Linked DNA regions of Homo sapiens: region 1 is linked to region 2. Evidence: chromatin loops called from intact Hi-C (ENCODE). Cell type or tissue: dorsolateral prefrontal cortex. All regions are shown on one strand. Each heading gives the region's core, and the rest is flanking DNA. Links, peaks and the distances in the headings are about the cores only.

Region 1 (9,877 bases), core at 923-8,922, 550 kb before region 2:
AGTATTTTGTGTTTGTGTTGCTATAGGTGTAATGTATGTGTCTTATTTGTTGATTATGTCTATTGTTTAAAACAATAGAGAAAAGGAGACCATCTTTTCAAGGATATTTTATCCGTGAAGGAGAAGTACCTGATGCCGACAATATGGACAGTTGAAGAAAAAGCTCAGGAGACGGACAAGGTGTTCACCTTGCACCCTTGGATCTACTCTTGCTTTTTCCCCCTTTCCTTTTGTTTCTATCCACAGCCATAAGATTTCTTTTTTCCTGTGTGTCATACTAAAATTTTTTTGAAATGATTTTTGAGCATTTAAAAAGTTAAATCCCCTGTGTATAGAAGCATAGGATTGTTGGATGAGAAATACCATATTGCAGAAGCACTTGAAAAGTCAAAATTTGAAATACAGAAACATCAACCAATTTAGGTGATAACTGATTCCTAATTTGATGTATGTGGCTGACAGTTGGGAAACTGATTTCATGTGAAAGTGCACTGTTTGTACAATACTTATGCATGTCGTGTTGTTAAAATAACCACTTATGTGCCTTAGATGATGAGTTTACTAATTACATATGGAAACCTTTTGAGTTTTCACTTGTAAGATTTTTAATGGGAACAAAGATTTTGATGCACCATAGCAGCCCCTCACCTCTCTCTCTGCTCCTGCATGTGTGACATTTCTGACACTGGTGAGGAAGTTCACTTTCCATTGCTTTTACATCCTCATTCTTCTCTTTCTACTGATTTTACTTAGCCAGGTGGTCAGTCTGTTATTTGCTGGGACTGGAGAGCTTGGAGTCTAGTGGAGGAGACATGGAAATAGTTAATTAGAAAAGTTTCTTTTTTTTCTTTCTTCTTTTTTTTTTTTTTGAGATGCACTCTTGCACATTCGCCCGGGCTGGAGTGCAATGGCATGATCTTGGCTCACTGCAACCTCCATCTCCTGGGTTCAAGCAACTTTCCTGTTTAGCTGGGATTACAGGTGCCTGCTACCAAGTCTGGCTAATTTTTTTGTGTTTTTAGTTGAGACGGGGTTTCACTATGTTGACCAGACTGGTCTTGACTCCTGACCACGTGATTTGCCCTTCTTGGTCTCCCAAAGTGCTAGGATTACAGGCGTGAGCCACCACACCCGGCTGGTGATTAGAAAATTTTCTAATTGGTACTTGGAAAGTTTCAGACACTAGGAAGTAAATGTTAAGAAGGTGAAATACAATGTTGTGTTAGGAGGGGATTAGGAAGACCGTTTTGTCATTGTGGTCAGGAGGAGATGACATTTGAGTTGAAACCTTAATGATAACCAGGTGGACATGTGAAAATGTATCCACGTGTAAGGACGAGCCACAACACAGGAACTGAAAGACCAAATGACAGGGGCTTGGTGAGCAAGGGGGAGCACGAAGGAAGGAAAATTCAAAGAGGTTAGACCCTAGGTCATGTCACGATCTTAAAGGCCATGCTAACAGTTTGGAATTGTACAATAAGAATGATGGGAAAGCATTGGAGAGTTTGAAGGTGAGTAGTGGCAGAATCCCACCTGTTTCTGACAGAAGTCCCCCTGGCACTGGATGAGGAATAGATTATAGGGGCTGTGAATGAGAACAGAGATTATTAATAAGGAAACAGTGATTCCCTTCCACAAAGTAGATTCTGTTAATTGGTAGAGAGTATTCATCAGAACACGTAGCAGGGTTGGGAAAGGAGGCAAAATAAGTAGAAATAAGGAGTTTATGGTCTAGTTGAGATGAAATATTTTCAGAACATTGCAAATGAGAAAGATAATGTCATGAAGCTAAACCAAGTGACATATTTATATACTTTAAAGGTTAGCCTGAAACCAAAGCCAATTAGACTCCATGTGTATAATGAGGACTTTAATATCACATGCTTTGAAATATTACGTATTTTTCATAACCTGTCCTTCAGAAGCAATCACATGGTATCATTCGATCAAATTTAAAGTGATGTCCTTGGATTTTTGCAGTAGGAAACTTTGACATTTTAGTGGAGATGTTTAAAATTATTATCATTTTTCTGGATCTCATGTTTTAGGAATGTACAGTGTAAAATATCTTGTCATAGAAGTCACATTAAAGTGATGTTAATGTGAAATTTAAATCTGGAAAAGCCCCCAAGTGGTTTATCTGTACTTGAAGTTACTTGTTTTTCTGTTCTTTTCCTCTCCAATACATGCAGGAAAATACATACTTTTTTGACATTCATATAGATTGTTCTTATTACAATCATCCATTCATCCGTTTGCCCAACAAACATTTATTGACCACCTACATTGTATCTTTTTTGTTTTTCTTTAAATAACATACTACTATTAGTTGAAAGTATGTGAGCATTTGTCTACGGGAGTGTTTTGACTTTACCAGAGTACCTTTTCAATTTCTGTCTTTGTTGTATCTTCATTTTACTGTTAATTCTGCAGGGGTTCTCGTTTATCTTTGAATTGTAATTCTTATTGAAAGTAAAATAAAAAAATTATGCATAAGTATATAATTTGACCACTTTTCCAAATTTCTATAATATGGGCTTTTATAGCTTTTTAAAAAAGCAGGAATAGTTTCTTTTTAAAAAAAAAAAATACATTGCATTTTCAAAGTGGCTGTAGTTTGAACAATTTTGAGAGTAGAGCAGAAAATTGGAAACCAAGTCATTTAATCTTTAATGGGTAAATAACTCTATTGTAATCCTCTTAACGTGTTGTATGAATTATGATGACTTAAATTTGCATAGACTATTCTCTCCTGAGTCTAAGAGATTATGTACATTGAGTTGTAAGGTACTTTTGAAGGTATGTCATTGGATAACGAAATGTGTGGCACTTCTTTAAATTCCCCAGTGATCTCTCACTGGGAAGGGCATCCCACCCACCCCCACTTCCCCAAGGGACGATGTAATCATAGAGATGGTAATGAAGTTAAGTCAGTCCAAAAGCTTTTTCCTCTGCTGAATATTGCAAGTGCCTACTCCCCTCACCCTCCTCACCTCACTTTCTGCGCTCCTCACCCTTCTTAGCTCACAGTATGAAGGGGCCCCTTAGGAGCGTCATTGATTTTTCTTTAAGATTTCTGAATAGTGACTGGGTGCGGTGGCTCACGCCTGTATTCCCAGCACTTTGGGAGGCCGAGGAGGATAGATCACCTGAAGTCAGGAGTTAGAGACCAGCCTGGCCAACATGGCAAAACCCCGTCTCTACTAAAAATATAAAAATTAGCTGGGCATGGTGCTGCACGCCTATAATCCCAGCTACTGGGGAGGCTGAGGCAGGAAAATCACTTAAACCTGGGAGGTAGAGGTTGCAGTGAGCCGAGATCGCGGCACACTGCACTCCAGCCTGAGTGACAGAGCGAGACTCCGTCTCAAAAAAAAAAAAAAACCTGAATAGTGGGGTTTATTAGGAATTATTCTCACACTTCTGACATGAGGGGGTGCTTCATGATGACTCTTGAATATTGACATTTCAAGTTTCTAAGGACAGTTCTGCTGTCCCTCAGGCAGGTTGGGAGCCATTGTTTAAGAGCCAGACACAGCAAAGTTAAATTTGCTTTAATGGTTTAATTTAGGGAGAAATAATTTTCACGTTGCTCATTGAGCTTTCAACTCTGAGTTTGTCTTCCTATTTTGAATTGTTTTTCTTTACCTGTTTCTTTTTGCAAAAAAAGGGGACAGGGTAATTTACTCTGTGGCATATTTAGCACGCCTGAGGGAATGAATGTGGGCTGCTGTCAGAATGTTTGTTGTACAGAGAGTTAAGGTGGTATTGAGGAGGGAGATTGTAGGAGTTGGAGTGGTGAGGGAAGGCCTTACAGAAAATGCAGACTATGAAGTGGGCCTCAGGGAGGTTAGAAAACTGGAAAGGCCCAGAATGTGCAGATAAGGGCAAAGAAGGGCCTTGGAGGCAGGAGAGGGAGGACTGCCCAAGCTGTAACACAGGAATAAGCATTTCAAGTGTAGGGGCCACTGAAGAGGCCATTCCGTGCAGAGAAAGGCCAAGGAACTACCTCAAGAATATATGAAATGGCGTTTGGGTGGGTCGGTTGTGCTCAGTTGGTGATCAGCCAAGCAGTTTTCACTGGTTTCTGGAGGTCGCAACTATCAAAGATTCTCAAGCAGGGTGGAAAAGCTGGCGCTCACAAACCTCTTCATAAGCCTGCTCCAGAATCTGTCAGAATTCTCATCTTTTCTTTCATTTTATGCTGTTCTGTTGTTCTTTCTTGTGTAACCTTTCCTTTCTTCCAATAGGTCACTGCTGTCTGTTCTGACTTATTGCTAATTCTTTGCTCTTCCTTTTCTGACCTCTCTAGAGCCTAGAAGAGGAGATAACATCAATTTTGTTTAGTGAAAAGGGCTTTTCTGATAGCATGAAAGCCACCTTCACTTCAGCCACCACTTGGACAGCAGAGGGCGCTGTTGTGAGCGCTAATGCACCTTCTGAAAAGCTTTCTTCCTCGCCCTTCTCACACTTGCTTGAGGTGCATTTTACTTTGTTTCCCCTGTTACTAAAAGCCACATATGAGAGAGATTTTCATTTTTTTAAATATTCAGGCACCATTCCCTCCAGTGCTTTCATTGGTGAAATTAATTCTTCCTGGGAGAAACATTCAAGAAACAATGACTGAATTGGAACATGAAGAAAAGATATAGATTGGATGTTTCTCCTGCTTCTTTGGTCAAAGAAAAAAAAAATCTGCCTAAATTCAGAGAATAATTTAAATCATTAAGTTCCAGAGTCTGGGCTGTTAAGCAGAGGGAAACCCTCAACCAGATATGCTTTGCAGAGTTGACATTTTCAAAACCCCAAATTTCAGGCATCCTCTGATGGCATGTTATTTTTAAAATTCTGTTTATATGGAAAAAATCTGAAGTGCCTCCCATGCTCCATGACATAATTGCTTTTGAATGACCCTAAGGAATTCCCTGAACTTGGGCAGAACCTATCCAGCTAATTGAGGTTAAGATATAACAATAATAATAATTCACTGATCTATAATAATAATGAAATGTGTGTTTCAGAAATGTTCTGGTCACTGGATATGTTTATTATATGTAGTCATGGTTAAATTTTACCTGCTTATCAAAATAGATTGAGAGTTTTTTCAGTTTAATATCTAGAAACCTCTGAGTTTTCAATAAAACTGGAAAGATAGCTGTCTTCTGTTAGTAATGTGATTTACATGGTATTAATTTGGGTCAATGAAACCATGCCCTTACCATGTGTTTAAGAATAATAGGGCAGGTCCAAGAGAGTTTGTGAGTAGACGTTGACAGTGCTGCAGAGACGTGTGTGTGTGATGTTAGGATCTTCAGCTCATGGTTGTCCAAGTGTCTGGGAGAGATGAACTCAGCCCTGCTGTCTATTAGAGGCTCCAGTCCAGTTAGTACCTTGGCAGCTTCACAACAATATCCAGAGGGCTCAGTGGTGTGGTGCCCTTCTCCATCCAGAATGGAGTCACTTTCGTGAATAAATAGGGCTCCTGGCTCTAGCTGAATTATTTTTAAGTTAGATCATAGGCAGTAGTACCACCTAGAAGTCAAAAAGTTGGCCATGCTTGAGTTATATCATTGTAAAGCAGACTTTTTGTAAGTGTGAGAAAAATGTGAAGCTTTAAAAACCCCTCTGTACAAAAAGGTTTCCACCCTAGTTAATAATATCATAACATAGTAATTTGTTCCTAATGTATTAAGTCAACAGATATTTATTGAACATTTAGGTGCTATATTACTCAACTGGAGTAAATTACTTTACTCCCAAGAAGTAGATGTCTGAAGGGGATAGGAGTGAACATGTCAAATAATAAACTTGACTGAGTTTAGATTTCAAAGATGCTAGTAGAGGAGCTAAATTGTAAAAGGAAACACTTGGAGTCACCATTGACACCCACCCTATTGTATAATATAGCCTTTGCCAACCTATGATACGAATTGGAAAGTTAATAACCATTTCTGGAATGAACATTTTCATGTTAATAGCCTTCTGAGGCTAACTATAATTTTGCCAATTAAAACTTTTTTTTTTTTTTTAAAGAAAACCAGCAAAAAATAAAAGTGCCATCTCCTTGGTGCTGTGTTCATTTAAGAATCAGCGTTCCAGGCTAGACTTTATAGTCTGATTAAAACCAAAACTGTTACTAGGTTTTAAAAGTTAAATTTTTTTCTTTAAAATGATGAGTCAGCTTTGGTATAATTCAATTTTTGTAAACTGTTTTAACTACATAGGTAGAGCTTATAGGTATATCTATAATAAAAGCATTTTACTTCTTTGGGAGGATGCTGGCTGTTTTTGTGTCTTTTTGTAAGCTTTTTGGCATTTGTCTTGATTGTCCTCTATGTGACCTTGAGCAGAGGTTTCTGTAGATGTTGATTCTTGCTGTTTTGTCTTTGCAGTGTCAGATGTTTGTTTCAGTGGTTGTTGAGGTAAAACTGTATTGATTTTGTGTCCTCGGTTGCTTTTTGTTCTGCAGACACGTGCTCCCGAGTCAGAAGGGCCTTGCACTGGAGCCAGGGATGCTGTTAAGGTTCTCCCCTTTTTCCATGTTAACACCATTGCCTCACGTTTCTCATTGCCCTCACGTTTGCCCCGCTTCCCTTTCAGTCAGCCATCATAATCATCTTTGTTTTTCTCCATGACATGAATCTGCCATCGGTTAATTTGGGTTTCCGTTGTTTTTATTTATTCATATATTTTTGTTTTCCCTCATCCATCTTTTTTTGTACAGAGTTCACATGAGACTCTGAATATAGTGGAGGAGAAGAAGCGGGCAGAGGTTGGGAAAGACGAAAGAGTAATCACAGAAGAAATGAATGGTAAAGAGATATCACCTGGGAGTGGTCCTGGGGAGATTCGTAAGGTGGAGCCTGTGACACAAAAAGACTCCACCTCCCTGTCTTCTGAGAGCAGCAGCAGCAGCAGTGAGAGTGAGGAGGAAGACGTGGGAGAGTACCGTCCCCACCACCGAGTGACCGAGGGCACCATCAGGGAGGAACAGGAGTATGAAGAAGAGGTGGAGGAAGAACCCCGCCCGGCAGCCAAGGTAGTAGAGAGGGAGGAAGCAGTGCCCGAAGCCAGCCCAGTCACACAAGCAGGTGCCAGTGTAATCACAGTAGAAACAGTGATCCAGGAAAATGTAGGTGCCCAAAAGATACCCGGAGAGAAGAGTGTACACGAAGGCGCTCTTAAGCAAGACATGGGAGAAGAAGCAGAGGAAGAGCCACAGAAAGTTAACGGAGAGGTGTCCCATGTTGACATTGATGTTTTGCCACAAATTATTTGTTGTTCAGAGGTAAATGGGAGTCCCAGGTGGGAGCCAAACTCTAGAGCTGCTTCTCAGATGGGGAACTCCTGCCTTTCTTCTCCTGTCCTCCCAGTTCTTCAGCTTTTTTCAACAAGAATCTGATTTTTCTCTCTCATGGGAGGAAGGGGGAAGCACTGCTTTGTGGATTTTCTGCCCGCCCAGTTCATGGGTTCCAGCTTCTCTGCGGCCACTGGACACCTGTAGGGTAAACTTTCCTAGAAGCACCACATCAATTTTTCCTTCCCTTTTCACATTTAAATTTTTCTTTGCATGTTTTGGGTGTTTTCAACTGTTTTGTCTTCAGTTGCACTGCTTCCTCACACTAAATGCCTTTTTTTCCCCTTTTGGTTTAATTAGAAAAATGTATATGTAATGTTGAAAAAAAAAATGGTCACTGCTGAGTGTGTGTGCCCCTGATGTCATGATTGGGTTTGACTTCTTGGCTCATTCTTCAGCTTCAGAGTTTTAGAAATGACAGCAGTCTCTGATTACCGTGGTTCTCTGAATGCAGTATCCAGCAGTGATGAGAATGTTATTTCTTGAATGCCACTGTGATTTCTGTTTTGGGATTGCAGGGGTTGTATGGTTTTGTTAAGAGCCTTTCTTTTCTTCCAGGCAGCCAGAGGCTAGGCTATTTGATAGGAGGATATCCTCGCTTCTCATTCTATCCTGATGTCAATTCTGGAGTATTTGCCAGATGATTATATGTTTTGTGGATTATCTATACATTGGACATGAATCTTTTTCTTTTCAAAGAAGAGAACTTTTTGGTCACTAAGTGCAGTGTCTCTCATTTGGGAGTTAGGCTGAGGGAGGGTTTATTTCCTTGGGAATATTTCTTGATTTTAATATTAAATGCCCACAGTACAGAGATTTATTTTGTTCTCTTCGATGGGATGGAAAATGTTGAAGTGACTTTGTCTTAAAATAATTAAGTGGATTTTAACCATGTTACTTTTAAACTTCTGTTTCACTTTAGAGAAGATTTTTCAAGAGTCTTTGAACACTTTGAACTATTCTGTATTTAACATATCGTTACTCCTCTTTAAATAATTATGCCTGTTGAGAATGTTCTCTCAAAGAAAGTACTGCAGTATTTTGGTAGTAGTATAGTCTGGTGTTGCATTAATATTAAGCATGCATACTCGGCAGACTAAAATGTTAATAAGCCGTTGAATATTTCCTTTAATGTTTTAAATTGTTCAAAGCATTGGTGTAACATTGATGGAGTAATTTTAGATAGAGCATTTTAACTTAGGTAATACAGAAGAAACACTGCAAATTTTAGACAGGTATAACTGAAAACAGTAATACTTGAAGACATCCTTTCTGAAAATGGTGTGTCTGTTAACAATAAGGCAGAAAAGGTATTGTGGGCAGAAGAACAAATCTTAGCCTACCTAGCTGGCATGCCAGTTAAAGGCAGTGAGCCTTCACACAAACTATGTGGTCCTTTAAATTATAATAAAAATAGAGACAAGTCACTTCACATAGTTCATTCTATTTTCTTTTCAATTTATTATTACTTGCCCAAAGCTAAGGAGGGAGGAGGAGAGAGAGAGAGAGAGAGAGAGAGAGTGTGTGTGTGTGTGTGTGTGTGTGTGTGTGTGTGTCACTATACACTAGGCTTGACATAAAAGTAGTTTGGGACCATCTTAATTTAAAGAGTAACATAATTTAGGAAGCCATCATGTCAACTTATTTTTCATATATGTGTATGTACACATACACACATTCATATATATGTACGTATCTATGTGCACATGTATGTATGTGTATATATGATATATTTGAAGGAAAATTTTTCTTTTATTTCTTTTGTTTGTTTTAGGTTGTTTGCTTTTACTCTTTTCTTTTGTGCATGAGTGTGTGTTTGGATATGTTTCTTACTATTATTTGTGAAGGTTCCATTAAACACTTTTACTTTATTACCTCTAGAATTTATTTTTCCCTTCCTTTTCCACCTCAGCCACCAGTGGTAAAAACAGAGATGGTAACAATTTCTGATGCCTCACAAAGGACAGAAATCTCCACCAAGGAAGTCCCCATTGTCCAAACTGAGACCAAAACCATCACATATGAGTCTCCACAGGTACAAAAGCTCTAGACTTGGACTGTTCGAGCTCTTTTTTCCCTTAGTGTATCTATGTTTTCATTCTTTCTTCTCTTAGTTTACATGTTTCTGGCTTTGATGTAGCTTTTTGTATCTGCACTTTGTAAGTGTACTTCAACAACATAATTTGCTATGTTCTCTTAGATTGAGACAGAGAGCTGCAATTAAATTGGTAACCCAGTAATTATAGGGGAACTGTACATATGATTATTTAGGACAGACAGTATCAATCTTGTTCATATGATTGAAAGCCATTTCTGAGTTGACATATCTAAGAATGTTTGTGTACACTTAGGAAACAAATTGTCTTGCAAAGTTTATCTGATATAATTCATCGATTAATAATAATCCGATCTAATTGTGGATGTGATTTAGGCTTCTTTCCCTCTCTAACTCCGTGAAGATTGACCCAATCAACTCATTCTTGCTTGTAATAACACACATACACACACACACACACA
Region 2 (9,877 bases), core at 1,237-9,236:
CTCTCTTACTTGTGGCCATCTAAAGACAATCTCTTATATTCTCGTTTCCCTCTGACACTCTCAACCTTGTCTTGGTAAATCTGCCATTTTTCCTTTATACTCATAAACCTTACACTTACTTGCTTTCCACTTAGATTTCTCTACATTACAACTATCTACTTTGGATCCCAAATGATTTTCTATATTTTATCCAGAAGATTTCTTGAAGTTGAGAATAGGTGGATAGAGAGTTCCAGCAAACTGGGTACTTGGATGACTAGAACAAATGGAAGGCTTTTCTAAGGTTCAGAAATTGTTTTTGGCTAAACAGCCTTGGTCTTGAGGCCTAATTGATCCTAGTGTCAGCATGATGGGCTGAGGGAGGTAAGCTGACAGTGTGCAGAGTAGAGGCTGAGAGGACCAAGCTTGCTTTTGGGTTGACCTCATGTGTAGTCATCTGATAATAAAACCTCAAAGTCCAAGATAACTTGGATTCAGTTTCCTCATAGGCTAATGTGAATATACAGAAGTCCTACTCTTTTAGGTGGAGTTATGGGATTAGTATTGCCTGGGCATTGATGGCACATAAGTGGTAGCATCTTAACCCTGAAAGAGGTGGGGAAAAAGTGAATTTCAAATTGAAACAGGACCCTAGCCAGAGCCTCTAGGTAGTAGACAGAGTTTAGCCCACCAGGAAGTGAGGGTTGGCAAGTACTGAGCTGTTGTTTGGCCAAAACCAGCAATCAGAGACCAGGGCACATAGCTCCAGGTCCAGCAGGTCCTGTAATATGAATCAGAATTGGGGCATGAGTCCCAACACACGATAGGCTTACCAGGAGCAACTGTGGAAAGGGTATCAGCCAATTATCCCATGGGTCCACTTCCAGGGTCTCACATGAGATCTGCAACATTGATCAGCAGGTGAATTTCAAACCTCAGCTTCAATGGGAGACTCAGAAAGTAGACAGAAGACAGGCAGCTACAGGTAGGGGTAGAATGGACCATATCTAGAGAGTTAGAGCCTTCTTGGCTGGTCCATATTTTAATATTTTAATCCCATTTCTGGAGATAAACAATGCTTGCCTCATTAATTCTCCTGATTGGTTTGAAAAAATGCTTTTTAATTAATTTTTCATTCACTTCTTCCTTATTTTCTTTGTTGATCTCTTCACGTATAGGTTTCATCAGTCATAATATGGGTATTGTAGTCACTTCTACCTTATAAATTCTTCTGAGTATTAAAATGACAAAATGTTAAAAAGTATCTTACATTTAGCATAATGCTGGATGCATACTTCTCAATATGGTGGTTATTACAAATATTAATATCAATATCTGTTCCACACAGATTGTAAATACCAGCTGTCAATTTAGTGAGTCTCTACTTTAATCAACTTAGTAAGGCTTCATGCCAAGTTGACCATTTACTCAGTTTTAATTTTGATACCTTTTTGATGCATAAGTCTAATGGCTATTTTTATTAGATTGATTTTTATTTAAAGAGTTGTCTGGTTTATCATCCATTAATTTAGAATTTGCTAGTTACTAAATAGAGAATTTCATGTTTTTCAGTCCTAAATCTCTAATATTTAAGAGACTTACTGATATTCTAGAGAAAAATTAATGTCTTTTTAAAAGCTATAAATTTGATATTTAATGATAAATTCAATTTAGTTCAGTTCTAGAATCTGGAGAATGGTAATATCTGTTTACTGGCAGCTTTCTTTAGAATGAACTTCTTTAGCCTCTGATTTTTTTTAAAGTTTAAATTTTGACTGATGTGTTTCATGGAAAAAAATGCACATGCCAATGCTTATTTTTCATAGTAAAATTCATTGATTTATAGCTGTCCATCTGTATAAACTTCATGTCCCGGGGTTTCAAATTCATTTAAGGAAACAAGAATACAGTCTAGGAAAGGAAGGTAAAGTATTTTATAATTTATGAGGTACATACTGGGAAGAAACATGCCAAGCTAAAACAAATGCTTTCCTGTGAAAAGAAAAAGTATCACGTGAATTATAATGGAATTATTTGTTCAATGTTTGTTTATAAATCCAATTATTAAAAACCTGAAATAAATTACAATTTAAAATATAACTATCTTACAGTTAAAAATGGTATTCACTGCAGTATCTCATCTATATCCACCAGGGTAGTGCCTGTGGTTGGATGACTGGTGCAGTTTACAACTGGAGTGGTGGAGTAGACGTTCACATTATCCTCTATGGGACTAGTACCCATGCCCAGAATAGTGCAGTGCACAATGTGTACAGCTGTACTCAGTGGCCCTAGCTATGGCAGACACACTCGTAATTAGTGGCGATCCTAAATTCCTGTGGCATCCAAGTTGTTCATTCCACAAAAAGAAAAAACAAGTACAAATATTTATGGACTGCCTTCTGTGCACCATTAAAATTACTACAATGTTTAAGAAAGAATTCCTACCCAAAAGGAGCACAGAGAGAAAGCCAGACAGATGAACAGTAAAATAGAATGTGATACAAGAATTCAGTTAGAGAAATGTACAAGGTACAATAGGACAAAAGAAAGGGGGCATGTAATACAACCTGGGACTTCAGAAAAAAGTTACTAAAAAATACGTCACATTGGCTCAGCAATGAGGATGAGCAGAAGTTTGCAAAAAAAAAAAAAAAATGACCAGGCATTTCTAGAGATGGAAACATCCTAGGTAAAGTCATAGGGGCAGGAGATATCAGGGTATATGGCAGGAGACATAATCAGCTCAGTAGTATTTAAGCATACAACATAGGACAAGAGTAGAGAAACATGAGGCTAGAATTAAGGCAGGTGGCTGACATACAAATAGAGTCAGAAAATCCAAACTATAAGCTACTGCAGTAGTCCAGATAAGAGATGCTTAATGCTTAAACTAGGATCGAGATGGCAAGAGTGAAAATAAGGGGATAGATTGGATAAATATTCATCATTTATTCATTCCTCTGACATTCGTTGAGTTTTAAGGACTATGCTCAATATGCCCCTGAGTTTATCAACCAAGTCCCTGCCCACGTGGCAGATGCAGTCATGTAAGGGAGACGCATGGGAGGCAAACTTGAGGATTAAGTGTCTGACAGAATTGAAAAGTAGGCAAGTGAAAGCCAGGCCGGTCAACTTCTAGATTTTTGATGGGCAGCTGCTAGATGTGGCCCATTCTCTAAATCGGTATTACTGTGGGAGGAGAGGATGATGATGAGTTCAGGAACGGGTACATTGAACTCAAAACACTCGAACCATGACATTTAAAGAGTAATTTCAGCATTGAATTGTGCCAAAAATATAAAGAAATACATAAATCATACACAGCGTGATGCTTAATTTTGGTGTCACCTTGACTGGCTTAAGGGATATCCAGATAGCTGGTAAAGTATTATTTCTGGGTGTGTCTGTGAGGATGTTTCCAGAAGAGATGAGCATTTGAGCATCCTATTAAACAATCTTATTTTCTGTGAGGATGTTTCCAGAAGAGATGAACATTTGAATTAGTAGACTGAGTCAAGAAGATGGCCCTCACGAGTGTGGGTGGGCATCATCCAATCTGTCGAGAGCCTGAACAATAAGACAGAGGGAAGGTGAATTCTCTCTCTTCAGGAGCTGGGACACCACCATCTCCTGCCCTTGGACATCAGACCTCCAGGTTCTCCAGCCTTCAGACTCTGGAGTTTGCAGCAGGAACAGCTCACGAGGTTCGCAGGTCTTTTGTCCTCACACAGCTTCCTTAGCTCTCCTTGCAGACACCATATCAAGGGACTCTTGGCCTCCATAATCATATGAGTCAATTTCCATAATAAATCCCTTCTTACATATCTCTCTATATATAAGTTCTTTTTCTCTGGAGAACCCTGACTAACATACTACATATACATAAATACATAAAACTACAATGAGATTTCTGCTAAAGGAAAAACCTGCTCGATAGAGCTCTTGTTTATGAATGGATGGATATAGTTCTTCAGAGCTGAATTGTACGTGCAGTATTTCATTTAAGGCTCCACTGATATTTATGGCAGTAAAAAGATGTTCAATTTAAAATGACAAACTTATAATTTAAAGCAATAAAAAGATACACAAGAACCCCTGGCTCCTTGGCAAGATTGGACTGCAGCCTCACAGTGTGAGGCACCGGGAAAGAATTTGTTCTTGTGTGTAGGCTGAACCCAGACCAGTAGGCGATTGCATCTGGGCAAGATCTGTGAATGAGTTAACATTTTTCTATTCCAAAAAAAAAAAAATGTTCTCCAAAAAGTAGTTTTTGTTATTTTACTTTCAGCTGTTTTCAAGGATAATGTTCAGATTTTTTGAATTCAGGAATTCACTTGAGGTATTTAACAGATCTTTCGGCTTCTTCCCAGCCTAATTTTCCTAATAAGCAGCATTTTAACCTACTTTCTTTAAGAAAAGAGAAATAACTTCAAGGGGAAAGAAAGTAGAGTAAGCTGATACAAACACTCCAGAAAGTGCTTCACAATTTGAAAAGTGTCTAAGAATGAAACTTTATATTTTGATGGTAAAAAAAGCTAGTTCCAAAAATAATTATGCCTTAATATTACACAAATTCATTCAACCATATGAAAAATATAGACTGTCAAGAATATTCTTCACAAACATTTCTTAACAGCAAAATCAATCACAGTTAACATACTCATCATATGTATGGCTTTTGCCAAATTCGAGCAGCAATCTGTTTAAAAGGAGAAAAAAGCACTAAATATGAGTCCTCGTTTCTAATCTGAAAATAAGAGGGTTGACCTAATGATCTCGAAGGTAACTGCTAATTTAAAAAGCCTGCTATCCTAGATCAGTATTTTGAGATTAAACTAATCTTTCCAAACTAAACTTTCTAAACTTTGTAAATTATTAACAGTAATTTGCTCTATGTAAAATGTTAAGACATTTTGAAGGTTTATTTAAATTTAAAGTGTTCTATTTTGAATCATGCAAGATTGATATGTTATAAAAAAAAAGTTCCAAGATGTTAAATGCCAGAGTGTATTTATTCATTCATCCCTTGTGCATCCCATGCACACCATCATATTGAGCCATTTATTTATTCATTCATTGGTTTAAATATTTATTGAGCATATGCTGCATAGCCAGCACTTAAAAGACACTAATGAAAGGGAACCAGAAGACACATTTTCTGCCCTTTTCCCTTAGAACCTGATTGGATGGGAAATTCTTTTTTTTTTTTTTTTTTTTTTTGAGACAGAGTCTACCTCTGTGACCCAGGCTGCAGTATAGTGTCACGATCTCAGCTCACTGCAACCTCCGCCTCCCGGGTTCAAACAATTCTTCTGCCTCAGCCTCCTGAGTAGCTGGGATTACAGGCACATGCCACCACGCCCAGATAAGTTTTGTATTTTAAGTAGAGATGGTGTTTCACCATGTTGGCCAGGCTGGTCTTGAACTCCTGGCCTCAAGTGATCCGCCTGCCTTGGCCTCCCAAAGTGCTAGGATTACAGGTGTGAGCCACCATGCCTGGCCTGGACAGGAAATTCCTGAATGGTGCTTAACATGTACAGCAATAGTCTAAGCACTCATCATACAAAAAAAAAAAAAATTGGAAATTTTACCTTGCAAAATATTAGTGTGTCTTTGTCCATAATTTCAGGGAAATACAAGTGAAAGAGTGAATTAAGATACTTGAATGATGTGACTTGTCAGGGATTTGCTGCCAAGAGCATCTCACAGGGAAGCCAGGAGTGTGGATGGGTAAAGAGGAAGTAGGGATCTGGGAACTGAAAACCCCAACATAGAGGCTTCAGGGAGCCTGGTTTTTGCAAGGTCTGGGAAAGAGGTATCCGTTGTCCTGTTCTCTCACTTGTCTCTATTTTATATCTGTCTAACATTCACCTATCAGAAGAATCACTTAAAAACATTATATTTATTATGAACAGCAGACATTATTTGCTGTTTTGACTTTTTATAAAATGCTCCATGGTAACTGCTTGTAAAACGGTTTTATTTTATATGTCAATGGCCTTTGCATGATAGTCCTTGTCTGACTTTCCATCTATTATTCCATGAACATTTTCTATTGTCAACTTTTAAATGCTAGGAAAAAAACAAACTAGTGGCTTGAGAGTCAAGCCTATTCCATTTTCTGTTAACCAGCAAATCACTCCCATACTGCCACCTAGTGGGCCATAGCAGCAGCTTCCACGATTGACAGAAATTGTTAATTCAAGTAAACTCAAATTTAGGATTCTTCAAAATTTCTGCTTTTGCATTAGTTGCTTGGAATACTCAAATCATCTTAACATAAAAATGATATCATGAATGGTTGTTAGGTTTCCACCTTGCTCATAAAACCATTGATCCCACATAAAACCATTGAACCATTTGCTTTGGTTTGGTTTGGTTTTTTGAGACAGTCTCACTCACTCTGTCGCCCAGGCTGGGGTGCAGTGGTGCAATCTCGGCTCACTGCAACTTCTGCCTCCCGAGTTCAAGTGATTCTCCTGCCTCAGCCTCCGAGTAGCTGGAATTACAGGCGTGTGTCACCATGCCCGGCTACTACAATGTACTTTGAATGAACACTGTCTATGTATGCAGACCTATCTGTAGTCACAGCTCCGTGGAGATGTCTCGTGTCATCTCACTTGTACCTTCTGCTCTTACTCGTCCTACAATCTATGAGAAAATGCCTGATTCCCAGCCTTCCACTCCAGCCTTGATGCCTCGACCTGTACTCTGGCTTGGGCAGAAAAAGAACTTCCTTGGGGTCCATCTCTCTCTCTCTCAGCCTGCTGCTGGTTCCTGAAGCTGTGGCTCAACCAAGAACCAGATTCCGCCTCTGTCCCTGTCCCAATTCTGGACTAGCCTCCATTCCACCCTTGCCTGGCCCCTTTGGATGCCTCGCTCCAGCCTTGCCTCTCTGATGGCTCAGTTAAACCCTCACTAATGAGTTCCCATAGTGATTTTCACCCTGTGGCTGGATCAGGCCCTCACAGCTCCTCTTGACCAGAGAGGTAGTTGTCTTCTCTGCTTATTCCTCCTTTCCAAATATTTTTAAGTGTATGATGAATTAGTAGTGTGTTTGCCTGATCCTAGGGAAAAAGGGACACAGTAGCTTAAGGAATTTCTCATTCTTCTGGTTTTCTGTGATGGCCTCTGTCCTTGAGTTGAGGTCTGAATATATGTAGAATATATCTAGCTAAAAGGAGCCTGCCTTATAGTCTAGACTTTTTTTTCAAATTTTATATAAAGGTGTCAAATATGTAATGGATATATACGTAGCTTGGCCAGGCAGTGTTTCGGGCCCTAGATATAAGATGCTGTTCTCATCTTATTTTATTGGGGGAATGAGAGACAGACAGCAAGTTAGCACATATATAACATATAATAATACTTTGAATGATGAAAAATGTCTTGAATGAGAAAAAACAAGGTAAGAGGACAATGAGTACTGGGAATTGTATGTGTCAGTGGGGATATTTTACATAGTTTTCTAAGGAACACCTCTGGATTAGTTGTCTATGGCTGCATAAAAAATTATCCAGAGGTTTAGCAGCTTAAAATAACAAACATTTATTACTTCGCCATTTCCATGGGTCAGCAATCCAGGTGCAGATGAACTGGGTGCCTGTGAATCAAGGAGGTCTCTCACAAGTCAGCCATCAGGGTTGGGGCTGCAATCATTTCCAAGCTTAACTGGGAGAGTATCTGCTTCCAAGCTCACTCACATGGCCAGTGACAAGCCCCAGGTGCTCACTGGCTCTCGATCACAGATATCAGTTTCTTGCCTTATAGGTCTGTCCGTAAGGCAATTGACAAGAGTTCTAAGAAAGATAGAATGAGAAAGACTGGTACAGAGCATGAAAGATGTAAGCCAGACTCTTTTTGTAACCTCATTGTGGAGGTGGCATCCTATCACTTCATTGCATTCTATTTGCTACAAGTGAGTCACTAGGTCCAGCCCACACTCACCTAGTAAATACAAGCAGGCAGAGATCATTGGGAGTTATGTTAGACAAAGTGATATTGGATGAGAGGCTAGAATGAAGTAAGGAGCAAACTCTCTGGGGAAGCATTACCCATGTCAAGGGATCAGCAAATATGTAAACCTTGAGACAGGCACATTCTTGATGTGTTCAAAGAACAGCAAGATTTGCTTGTCTGGAGCCCAGGAAGCAAAGGAGAGAAGCACAGAAGATGAAGTCAGATATACCTGGAAGGTAGACATGGACCTGCTGTGTATCACTATAGATCAGTGTGTAATTTTAAGAATTTTATATAAATGGAATTAGACATTTATATAAATAATAATCAGCATAATTGTTTTGAGATTTATCCATGTTCTTGAGTATATCAATAATCCATTCCTCTTTATGTCATTGATTGTAACACTGTTAATCTATTCACCTGTTGATGGGCATTTAGGTTGTTTTTAGTTTGGGGCCGTTACAAACAAAGTTGCTATAAACATTCATGTGCAAATCTTTTTATTTATCTTGGATAGTTACATGAGCACGCAATACCTGAGTCATACAGCAGCTATATGTATCTTTTTTAAAACTGCCAAGCTGTTTTCCAAAGTGGCAGGACCATTTTCCATTCCCACCATTCAATGTGTGAGAATTCCAGTTGCTCCACATTCTCCCCCAACATTTGATTTTTAATTTTAGCCATTCTAATACGTGCATAGTGACATTCTTTTGTGGCTTTAGTTTTCCTTTCCTCAATGATTAGTGCTATTTAACATTTTTTCATCTACCTACTTGCTATTCATTTATCTTCTTTGATGAAGCTTCTGTTCAGATTTCCCCCATTTCTTTTTTTGAAGAGGAAAGAGTTGTTTGAGTTTTGAGAATTCTCTGTATATTCTGGATCTGAGTCTTTTATTAGATATGCGTTTGATATTTATTTCCCATTTTTTCCATTTGTTCTTTATTGCCTTTTTCCTTTTACTGCCTTCTTTTGGATGGATTGAATAGTTTGTATTATTCCATTTTCATATTCTCCACAATTTTTTAATGTGTTGGGGGACGTGTGTGTGTGCATGTGTGTGTGTGTTTATTTTTTTCTCTTTGCAATTCATTTTGGAAACTTTTTATTGATCTGCTTCAAGTTTACTGATTCTTTTCTTAGCCATGTCAGGTCTACAATTATTTCTAATTTTCCCCTTCTGGGTATTTTTTGTTTATTTGTTTTGCTGCTGCTTTCATGCATTTTACTTCTACATGTTAAACTTACACATTAAAACCCCACAATATTTGGTTTTTAATTCTGCCTCAAGCCATTGATTATATTTTAAAGATATTTAATAAGAAAATTCTCTATATTTTTCTACATGCCATTTCTTAATTCTCTTCATTATTTTGTATAGGACCAAATTTCCATCTAGCATCATTTGCCTTATGCTTGAAAGACTTCTTTCAACATTTTTTGTAGGGCAGGGTCTGCTGGTGATTAATTCCTTTAACTAATATGTACCTTCATTTTTGCAAGATGTTTTCCCTGGATAAAAAATTACAGGCTGAAAGTTTTGTTTTTGTTTTTTCAGTATTTACTGATGTTGCTCCACTGTTGTCTAGTTTGCATTGTTTTCATCAAGAACTCTGCTCTCCTCCTTGTCTTTTTTCCTTTGTATCTAATGTGTCTTTCGCTTCGGGCTTTTAAATTTTTCTTTTTTTAACTGGTTTTAAGCAATTTCATTATAACGTGTCTTTGCATACTTTTCTTCATGTTTCCTATGCTTGGAGTTCTTTAAGATTCTTAGACCTGAGGTTTATAATTTTCATCACATTTGGAAATGTTTTTAGTAATTATTTCTTTCAAATGTTTTTCTGTCCCTCTCTCTCTTCTCCTGTGGGGGTTCCAAATTCTCCTGTATTAGTTTGCTTGAAGTTGCCTCACAACCCACTGATGCTTTATT

Evidence for each region. Hi-C counts contacts between places; a loop is a spot of excess contacts. Peaks named below come from ENCODE experiments on the same cell type or tissue, not always from the same donor. Only the 100,000 strongest peaks of a DNase experiment are listed, where the experiment ranks them.
Region 1: a loop joins it to region 2, with 6 times the contacts of the local background. A loop is called at or near these places in 71 of 110 quality-filtered maps.

Annotation. Positions count from the first base shown.
Region 1 is chr6:130,866,977-130,876,853 of GRCh38, reverse strand. EPB41L2 (erythrocyte membrane protein band 4.1 like 2) reads left to right here. Exons shown (of 20, transcript NM_001431.4): 15 at 6,728-7,291; 16 at 9,273-9,395. Among named protein-coding and RNA genes, the nearest start is that of SMLR1, 45 kb to the right of the region's middle. In dorsolateral prefrontal cortex, for the core only: a CTCF peak has its summit at 4,401 (motif pointing right); a DNase peak (open chromatin) is centred at 4,413; H3K27ac peaks cover 291 bases.
Region 2 is chr6:130,319,128-130,329,004 of GRCh38, reverse strand. It overlaps LOC112267974 (a long non-coding RNA gene), which reads right to left. Exons shown (of 3, transcript XR_002956398.2): 3 at 5,503-9,877. It also overlaps a transcript of SAMD3 not described here. Among named protein-coding and RNA genes, the nearest start is that of TMEM200A, 42 kb to the left of the region's middle. In dorsolateral prefrontal cortex, for the core only: CTCF peaks have their summits at 5,936 and 6,138 (motif pointing left); DNase peaks (open chromatin) are centred at 4,140, 6,134 and 6,455.